Linked DNA regions of Homo sapiens: region 2 is linked to region 1. Evidence: chromatin contacts called from ENCODE Hi-C or POLR2A ChIA-PET data. All regions are on one chromosome and are shown on one strand. The core of a region is the stretch at or near the end of the contact, and the rest is flanking DNA. Distances in the headings are between cores, read along the strand shown. Region 1 overlaps LOC124901123 (a long non-coding RNA gene). Region 2 overlaps LOC105377684 (a long non-coding RNA gene).

Region 1 (5,125 bases), core at 364-2,863:
GCCCAGGCCACATCTTAAGCAACTTTGAACCATCTGGAACCACTGGACAGCAAATGGTTAATCCTGTAAGGCCAGGGTGTGAGGGATCCGGTCATGCAGCTGGGGGTAACTGGGGAACTCTCATTGTCCCACCCTTTGGTTGAGGAACAGTGTGAGCCGACACATAATTAGAACCACTAACTGGCTTTCAATATGGAGAATGAGATTTGTGGCTCCTGCTCACTAAGGAAATATGAAACGGTAAACACACTTCCAGTTATGGATGGGGCTAAACACACCATTAAACTGAATGCTAATAGCTGCCTCCTTCTCCCTTCGAACATTTCACCGTGGCAACCAGTAGGTGCCCTTTTCTTGCCTTCTCTTTCAGCTTCCCATAATTCTCTTCTGCCGTGGTTCTTTGGATGATAATGGGCACATGCTTGAAATAGTAGTTAGAGAATAAGAATTTAATAACAACAAGAACAAAAAAGCAAATGAGGCTGGAGTAGGTTTCCAGCTCCTCATATTATTTGCTTGTAGGCTGTAGCAATCTCAGGTATTGAGAATAAACCAAAATAGACTGAGATGAACATCTTTAATTGAATGTGAGTGTCTTAAATATACTGCATGCTAAAGGCATTAAGCTTGACTTCTGAAGCTCAGTCACTAAGTTGTGGGAGCACCATTACTCAGGGTTTAACAACAGGAGGCCAGGAGTTTGACATACTTGAGTATAAATCCTTCCCTATTGCCTAATGGCTGTGTGGCCTTGGATGAATAACCTTCTCTCTCTGTACCTAAGCTTTTCCATCTATAAATCATGGCTAATAATAATAAACTTTTCCTCACAGAGCTATTGCTGGGGTGGAGTGGTTAAAGACACATGGGTATAAAGCTTTCAGTATAGTGTCTGGCACAAAGATTCTCAATAATCAATAGCTATTCTGATGATGATGATATGATTAACAACTTGCTGGGCAACGTTAGGCCTGTAACTTCCCTGAGCTTCAAATTTTTCATCTGCAAAAGGCAAGCTAATCACAGTACTTGAGTCATTTGCTTAAGGCTCTAGATAAGAATTAAATGATGAAAAGGACTTGGTACAGGTCTTGGCATATAATAAGAGCTCAAGGAGGACTTGCTGAATGAATGGGAAAAAAATAAATGAATGCTATGTCGGCTGGAGAAACTCAGTCATCAGACCCAAAGTGTTTAATATGAGACACAGAGGAAGAAAAATACAAACAGCCCTGGACTCTTTGTCAGTTACATTTTTTAGCAGCCGAAGACCTTCCGTTGCTTCCTTTCTCCTTGTTGCGTCCGTTCCTCCCGCCCCTTATCAAGACTGTCTGCTGGAAAAGAGAAAGCATAATGCTGACACACACAAATGAAACCCCAGTATCACAAGGGGCTCCTAGCAAGGCCTCAGACAGGAAGGGCCATAAATAACCGAGTGGCCTGTGCAACAGGCTCAGCCTGTAAAGCTGGTCAGTAGGACCTCTTCAGTCCCTGCCCTGGCCCCTCAAGTGGCCAGTGTCCTCACCTTGAGCCCCACACCTCCTTCCCCATCTAGTGCCCCTCCTAGGTCTGTTCCCCAGGGCAGTGACTCATACTCTGAATTGCTTCTCCCTCCTCTGCCAAACTCCAGCTTTCCCTGGGAGAAAACTATCTGGTAAGCCAGTCACTAAAATCATTGCTTAGTCAGCCACTCTCGTGGGGGTAATTGAAATGTCTTTTAAACAGCATTTATGGTTTTAATTTCTAATTATAAAAGTGATACATATTTATTTTAGAAAACTTTGGGGAAAAAATCTAGGGAAAGTATCCAAGCATGTGGAAGAAAATACGAATCCTGAGGCCCAGGTCACAGCCCAGGCCAATTTGATCAGAATTTCTAGGGATGGTATCCTAGAGCAGGATTGTTTTATTAAGTTCCCCAGGTGATTCCATTGCAGAAAAGGTTCTTTACTTAGAGATACCTGCCAATAATACTTTGAAGTATTCTCTTTACCTTTTATATTGATATTCAGATTATACTGTGTATGTTATTCAAAACGCGAATTTTTTTGCCCAGTGATATATTATGAACATCTTCCCATATCATCAAATATTCTTTGAAAACATGATTTTTAAAACGGGCATGTAATGTTCCATCTTATGGATCCACATAATTAGTTTAGCTAACAATCCATTATTAGACATGTTTCTAAATGTTGTCAATTAAAATAATACTGAGATGTATTTCTACTTCTCTCTCTGATCACTTACTTAGCTCACACATAGCATGTAATCGTATGCTGGACATCATTCTAAGGCATTCCATATATTTCATTTAATCCTCACAACCAGCCTATGATATTATCCCCATTTTAGAGATGAGGAAACTGAGGTTCAGAGAGCCTAAATCACATGGCTGGTAAATGGTGGAGCCCATTCATGCTCTGGAATTAAAATTGTGGGGTTCAAAAAAAAATGAACATTTTTAAGGCTTTTGAGGCACACTGCCAAATAACCTACCAGGAAGGTTGTAATGATTCACTTCTTCACCAGCAGCATGGGGAAGACAGTGCAAGGGTCTCTGAATTTGAAAATAATTCTATAAACCAATGGAATCCCTCCATTTAAAAACCCTCCTTATTGCAGGTCTACTATGTATGGAAAGAGTTTTTTGGAGTAGGGTTTTAAAAAATGATATCTAATAGCTGCATAGCATGGCTTTACAGTTTGTAAGTGATGTTCCAAGCATAAGACAGCATATTGCTTTTGTGGAGGGAGGGAAGGGGGACTGCCCAGAATCCTTCAGCTTGTGCCACCCAGTGGCCTGCCCTGTGGGAGAGTTCTAAGACTGTTCCTGAGCACTGGTCCCTCTCTAATTGTCTTTTCTTCCCACCCTTCTTTTGGGGAAAATGCTTCTGGTAAGACAGAGAAAAGAGACAAACATTTCCAAATGCAGTAGTTAATGGAAGAGGTGCTGTGAGAGGAGAGATGGCATTGTTAGAGCAAAATTTGCTGAGCTTTTGATGTTTTACCAAAGAGCCCAAAGCCCCCTTCCATGAAGGAATCTGACTCAACTCTCTTCAGCTCCCAATGGGAGTGAATGGAGCTGCTTTTCTGGGAGCCCTGGAGGGAGGGCAGGGGAGCCCAAAGGGCCAACTGGACAAGGGAATCCCAAGAAAGGAAGGAAAAGCTAGGCAAGAGAGAAAAGATGTCTGGAAGCCCAATGAGAGGCTCGAGGTGGGCTGATGTGTCTCAATGAGAAACATACAAAGCTCTGCGCACCACCCTTTGGCTCCTGTGTGTATCTGTCAAGTGTGATAATTAGCTTGGTCATTATTATTTATCTTTTGGAAGAGGATTGTGCCTCCCCTGCCATTCCCTCTCCCACCACACATACCTACACTGACATCATCAACCTTTCTGAAGGATTTCCTATTTGTAGCAGGAAAGCAAAAAACTTCCCATGACTATGAGTTTCTTGAGGACAGAGCTCCATGCCTTTTTAAAAAAATTATATTCATTCTCAGCGGCTCCAGCAGGTCAAAATTTTAATTTCCATTCACAGGGCAACCTATTGAGGTTTGATTGAGGCTTCAATGGGAGTTATGTTAGTGAACTCTATTTTGGCTGCCAGCTAGAGAAACTCACTTCAAACTTCCTTAAATATAAAAAAGAGTACTATACACCCATAAAAAAGAATGAGATCCCATCATTTCCAACGACAGGGATGGAACTGTAGGTCATTATGTTAAGTGAAACAAGCCAGATACAGAAAGACAAAAAGCACATGTTCTCACTTATCTGTGGCAGCTAGAAATGAAAACAACTGGACTCTTTGATTATGGCCCAATAAAGGAGAAAGTCCAGGATGGGGAGCAGATTTGGCTAGATTCAGAGTTTTGAAGGTTGTTGTTTGTTTTTCTCTCTCTCTCCATCTTTCTTTGGACTGGCCTCATTTTTTCCTACTTATGAATGGGCTTCCTTCACATGTCCAGAGATCCTTTCTTCGGATTTTACGTATGGGTGCTGAGAGAGAGAAATCCCCTTTGCCCAGGTCATTGCTAATCTGTGTTGCTCATGCGTGGGGGGCTGCTTAAGCCTTTCTCTTGCGTGACCCCAGCTTCACAATCTAATGGAGAGAGAAGACTGCTCTTCCAATGCCCATACACCAATCTCAGAGAGACAGACTGGCTGGCTTAGTTTGAGTCACATTAGGTCAACTGACTACTGTTTCCAGTGGCATGAAGTATCACAAGTGGCCAGACCATTTACAGGACAACCCATGTGGTCAGGAATGGCATCTGTTGCCCAAAGAAAAGGGTGAACAAACAGTGTGTCAGGAAAGATACAACTCCCCGAGAACCCTGTAGTGGTTCAGACTCATGTTTTCCCAGTCCAGAGTCTCAGCTGGTCCAGTTAATTTGGATTTTTATTTCTGTCTCTAATAGCATGTCTTTCTTGCACTTTTCTATCTGCAAAATAAGATAAGCACTCATTTTTATTAAAGTCTGATTTTTTAACCTTTCCTCTTGATTCATTGCTTCCCTGTAATTTTAAAACATGCAGATATCATTATATTTACTGCTATTCTTGAATGAGTAGGTCTACTTTAGAAGCCTCGATTTCTCAACCAGTTGCTTGCTGTAAACTGCTTTAAATATCAGGTCTGGACACACTCCTCTGTTGAAGCAGCCTCTTGAGGGCCACTAATGACCCCTGGGTGCTGAACCCATTGTCCTTTCTTGGCTGCATTGTCCTGGCTGCTGCAGCAGTTCGTGATGGGCAATCTTACTTTCCGGCACCATCTCCATTTTGGGAGTAAAAATGTCCTCATAAAGGACCCAGAAAAACTATTTTCCTTCTTGGCACTTCTGCCCTTTTGGGCTGTCTGGTTTTGTTCTCTGTCTATAAATAGAGGAGGGACTCATTGTTCACCCCTCCACCTTTCAGCAGGGCTGCAATTTTGCCTTTGGAACGCAGACCGAACTTGTAGAAAGAGCATGAGCTTTGGAATCAGGCGAACTTGGAATCACATCCCAGCCCCACACTTACTAGTCATAGGATTATCAGTGAGGCCTTTTTGTTTTGTTTTTTTGTTTTTTTTTTGAACACTTCTCTGAGCATGAGTTCCTGCTCCTGTAAATGG
Region 2 (5,413 bases), core at 1,082-3,581, 100 kb after region 1:
CCCTGGTCCTTGGGGCTGGAAATGGGTGAAAACCTAGTCACAGTCTACTGAAGAATTATGTATTTCTATAAGCACAATTGCAATAAAATATCATGGGTCCTATAAAAAATGGATGAGGAACATATTGTAGGAAATATTCAGTGTGATTATATTGAATTATTGTTCTCAACTCTTTATTCCTTTCTATAAAGGATTATACACTCACAACCTCTGCCATATACTTTCTAGTGCCTGTCACAATAGTAAACAGAGTATACATACCTGCCCCTACTTACTTACTTGGACTTGGCTATGTGACTTTTTTTGGCCAATGAATATAGGCAGAAGTAAAATGAGAATACACCAATTCTGAGCAGACACTTTAAGAGACAGCAAGTTTCTGTCAAGCGTCTCAAACTTTTTACCTTTGAGTAAGGCGTACGTTCCCAGTAATCATTACTCTTTCAGCCTGAGTCCTGGAATAAAGACATACGGAGCAGGCATAAACCCAAACCACAGATTGGAGTCTAGCTTAGCCCAGCTGAGCAAAGCCAATTCACAGGCTGCCTATATCCCTATCAACATTAAATTGAATTTTTTTTTTGTTAGCTATTGAGGTTTGGGAGGAGGGTTGTTGCTACATAGAATTATTACAGCAGAAATCTGCTGATACACTGAGTATCCATCTGTCTACCAGTGCAGTATGAGACATGAGACATAAGGAAAAGGCTACATGGTTGTGCTCTTTCCCAGGACACAATGCTCCCAGTTCTCTGATGGTTGTAGACATTTAGTTAAAAAAAAAAAATAAAGCCAATACAATGAGCTCAGTGGTTTTTTCCGTATGATGTGAAACTTAAAAATTCAGATGTGGCAAGAAATAAACATGGGGTTCCCTAAAAAATCTGACGTAGCTGAGCCCAGAAGCTCATGCCTGTAATCCTAACATTTTGGGTGGCCAATATGGGAGGATCATATGAGGCCAGGAGTTCAAGACCAGCCTAGGCAACATAGTGAGACCCTGTCTCTACAAAAAAAAAAAAAAAAAAAAATTCACTAGCTGGAACTAGTGGCTTGCACCTGTAGTCCCAGCTACTTGGGAGGCTGAGGTGGGAGGAACACTTGAGACCAAGCGTTCAAAGCTGCAGTGAGCTATGATGGTGCCACTGCACTCCAGCCTGAGTGACAGAGTAATACTTTGTCTCAAAAAAAAAATTGTATATATATATATATATATATATATATATATATATATATATATATATATATCCTGGCCTATTTATAGCTGAAAAAGCTACCTTAGATTTACAGGCATTTCTCCAATAGCTTATTTTCAGAATGCAAGCTAGATGTAGTGGCATTGACCAATTAGGGCATTCAATTTTAACTGTGCAGAACATTAGAGTTCTGATAGAATCACTGTATAATTGTCATCACTTAAATAAGAAAAGTTGGTTTTCCAAAACACAGAAGCACACTGCTACTTGTAGGAGTGGTTGGTTTCTCAGTGTGAGTTTACTTTTGTCGACCATTTGTAGTTGTGAACTGTTCTATAATTTATTTTCATTTTGCACTAATAATGAGCAGCAAAAGTAATAAAACTGTATAAAAGAAACTCTCTAACTCCTAAACTCTTTTTCTCCATTTCAACAATTTTTTATTTGTTTTCAATGAGAAGTGGTCGAGCACAGTGATTAGGAAAAAACACTCTGAATTAGACTTATTTGAATTAGACTTTGAACCTAGGCACCATCAAGAATAGTGTAAAAATCATCTAAGCACTCGGCCTCAGTTTTTCATTTGTAAAATGAGGATCATAATAGTGCTTATCTTTAGGGCTGTGAGGAGTCAATGAAATGATCTTGTGAGACCTCAGCACAGTGTCTAACAGATAATAAGCAGTCAATAAATGACAGAAATTATTACAGGACAAATTTTGTTAGTGCAACTTTTCTTAGGAAAGCAGCTGTTTATTATAGAAAGACAGGCTGTGTCATGGCATTTGCCTTGACCTTCACTATTGAAAAAAAAAGCCTCAGGACCCAAATCATGATTAATTTATATGCTATGTTTATGAACAGCTAAGCTTTTTCTACTTTGGTTCTCTGAGAGGAATAAGGGTCAAAGACACAGAAAATTTGAACTCACCACAAAACGAATACTTCCCAAACCTTAATTTGGCTAAGATACAATAGACTGGACTCTCTGGTAATGAACTGTGGGCAAGTTTCCAGGCAAACATGTTGTGCACTTGCATTCTTCCACGCATACTATGCTGGAGTGACAGCAACTGTGCTGTGGAGTGGCCATGGTCAAATGTTCCCCCAGTGAATTTGCCAGGAAGATAAGAACATTCCAGCAGTCTGTGTGTTGCCCAAATAGCAGGACACCTCATTTTCAGATCTGCTCATTTCCTGATTGCAGAGAATACCAGTGTAGACAGCCTTGGGTTTACGGAAAATGTGGTAGCCAAGCAAAGTTAACTCTCTTTGGAAACTGTGAATTGATATTGGTAATAATGGTTTTGATATACAAGAAAGAATTTGTTATAAGACGTATTTGGCTGTTTACCTTGAAACATCCTGCAAAGCGTATGTATGTTTGTGTGCACATGCATGGGTGCATGGGCAGGTAACTTGCTTAAAATGAACAAGCAATTGTAACTTCAAATTATACGAATCAGCCATCTGAAATATGTCTCAAATGCCTCCCCTGGAGAAATACAAGACTTTTTCCCACTTCCAGGCATTCTGCTTCCTAGTCCTTTTACTTTCACTCAGACATTTCAGAAAGCAATGGACTCAGATGTGAAGCTAGGATAAGTTACAAATTTATTTTTTGTAATACAGAGCTTGAAACTTGCTCCCATTCAAAAAATACATACACAGTCTTAAGTTCACTTAGAAAGAAGCCATTAGTTTAATGTATAATGCTATAGCAAAGATCAATATGACTCACATGAAGAATTAAGGATGGGCCACATAGTAAAAATCCATTTTATTTTTTAGAAAGAAAATGTAAGATATTTTGCTTCTCTGAGGAAAAAAAAAGGATAGGAAATAATATGCCATTATTCAATACATAAAGTAAATTTTTAAAATATACCCAAAAAGCATACATTGTACAAGGGAAGTGAGAGAGAGAGTAAAGAGAAGAAAAAAGAAGAAAGAGAAAATGAAAGAAAGAGGCATGGGGGAAAGAGTGAAAATAAAAATATGGGTCAGATACAGACTAACGCATAAACATATACCAGACAATTTTCAGAGAGGAGAATTACTATTTATCCTGTTACATTTTCTAACTCTAGGCCCAAATCAGGACTTTTAGTTTGGGGCACATGCTCTTTGGTCTGATGAAATTTATCTATACTTCTTTATATTATTTTTAGTAGTTATATAGAGATTATTATAATAGTTGTTCTTTAATTTATCATGTCCACCTTAAATTATTATCATGCCAATCCATGAACAATGTTAGAACCTTGCTACAATATAATTTCATTTACCAACCCCCTCCACCTTTTGTGCTATTTGTCATATATTTTACTTCTAATATATCATAAACCAGAGAATATATTGTTGTCTATACTTTAAATAGCCAAAGTCTTATAAAGAAAATTTTAAAAATCTCCTTTTATATTTATGTACACATTTTTTCCTTTCAAGTGTTTTTCATTTCTACCTACAGATATAGACATATTTGCATCATTCTCCTTTCAGCCTGAAGAATTTTTCTTAATACATATTTTTACAGTGCAGGTCTGCCAATTATAAATTCTCTCAGTTTTTACTTTTCTGAAAATATCTTAATCTGGCCTTCATTTTTGAAGGGCATTTTCACTAGATTTTAGGTTGATAGAGTATTTTTTTTATTTCAGTACATGAAAAATGATGTTTCATCATTTCCAAATGAGAAGTCAGTTGCAATTCTTATTGTTGTTCCTATAAATGTAATGATTAAGGTTTTCCATTTACATGCAGAATGAAACTAGACCCTCAACCCCGGCATATACAAAAATTAACTCATGGTGGGTTAAAAATTTAAATATAACAACTCACACTATACAAATCATAGAAGAAAACCTAGGAGGTACTCTTCCGGACATAGCCTAGGCAAAGAATTCATGAGTAAGTCCTCAAAAGCAATTGCAACAAAAACAAAAATTGACAAGTGGGACCTAATTAAACTAAAGAACTTCTGCACAGAAAAAGGCACTGTCAACAAAGTAAACAGACAACCTACAGAATGGGAGAAAATATTTGCAAACTATGCGTCTGACAAAGGACTAATATCCAGAATGTATAAGGATCTTAGATCAACAAGAAAAAAAAAAGAATAATAACCCCGTTAAAACATGGGCAAAGAACATGAACTGACACTTCTCAAAAGAAGACATGCAAGTGTCCAACAAGCATGTGAAAAAATTCTCAACATCACTAATCATCAGAGAAATGCAAATCAAAGCCATAATGAGATATCATCTCACACTAGTCAGAATGGCTATTATTAAAAAGTCAAAAAATGCCAAGTGCAGTGGGTCACACCTATAATCCCAGCACTTTGGGAGGCCAAGGCAGGTATATTGCTTAAGCCCAGGAGTTTAAGACCAAACTGGGCAACATGGCAAAACCCCATCTCTACAGAAAATACAGAAAAAAAAAATGTAGTCCCACCTACCTGGGAGGCTGAGGGGAAGGATCTCTCGAGCCCAGAAGGTTGAGGCTGAAGTGAGCCATGAACGTCCCACTGCACTCAAGTCTGGGTGACAGTGAGACCATGTCTCAAAAAAAAAAAAAAAAAGTCAAAAAATAACAGATGTGGTGAGGCTGCAGAGAAAAGGGTACACTTATACACTGTTGGTAAGAATGTAAGTTAGTTCAGCCAGCCCCTGTGGAAAGCAGTTTGAAGATTTCTCAAAGAATTAAAAATAGAACTACCATTTGACCTAACAATCCCATTACTAGGTATACATCAAAGTAACAAATACATTGTTCTGCCAAAAAGACACCTGCACTATTATATTTATTGCAGCACTATTCACAAACAACCTATGTGCTCATCAATGGTAGACTGGATAAATAACATGTGGTACGTATACAACATGGAATACTATGCAGCCATAAAACAGAATGAAATCATGTTCTATGTCACAACATAGATGCAGCTGGAGGCCATTATCCTAAAGCAAATTAATGCAGCAACAGAAACCTGAATGTCACACATTCTCACTTATAAGTGAAAGCTAAACCCTGTGTACACATGGACGTATAGATGGGAACACTAGACACTGGGGACTCCAAAAGGAGTTGTGGTGGGGAAAGTTGAAAAACTTCCTATTGGGTACTGTGTTCACCATCTGGGTGATAGGATCAGTAGAAGCCTAAACCTCAGAATCACACCATGTACCCTTGCAACAAACATGCACATGTACCTC

Evidence for each region. A loop is a pair of places that touch in the nucleus more often than their neighbours do. ChIA-PET counts read pairs that join two places held with the same protein, here RNA polymerase II (POLR2A). Pooled maps may share reads with other maps.
Region 2: a loop to region 1 is called in a map of Right ventricle myocardium inferior, with 3 times the contacts of the local background. The contact joins two enhancer-like sites. A Hi-C loop is called at or near these places in 2 of 168 maps with a recorded cell type or tissue (Right ventricle myocardium inferior and aorta) and 7 of 50 pooled maps. POLR2A ChIA-PET finds 5 or more read pairs at or near these places in 2 of 52 experiments (PC-9 and activated CD4-positive, alpha-beta T cell).

The regions. Positions count from the first base shown.
Region 1 is chr5:159,503,603-159,508,727 of GRCh38, forward strand. It overlaps LOC124901123 (a long non-coding RNA gene), which reads right to left. Exons shown (of 2, transcript XR_007059022.1): 2 at 1,164-1,334. Among named protein-coding and RNA genes, the nearest start is that of LINC01845, 40 kb to the left of the region's middle. Within about 2 kb of position 1,614, at least 15 of the 41 ENCODE cell types and tissues checked have a DNase peak (open chromatin) inside an H3K27ac peak, as active enhancers do.
Region 2 is chr5:159,603,545-159,608,957 of GRCh38, forward strand. All of the region lies in intron 16 of LOC105377684 (a long non-coding RNA gene), which reads left to right. Among named protein-coding and RNA genes, the nearest start is that of LINC01845, 140 kb to the left of the region's middle. Within about 2 kb of position 2,332, at least 4 of the 41 ENCODE cell types and tissues checked have a DNase peak (open chromatin) inside an H3K27ac peak, as active enhancers do.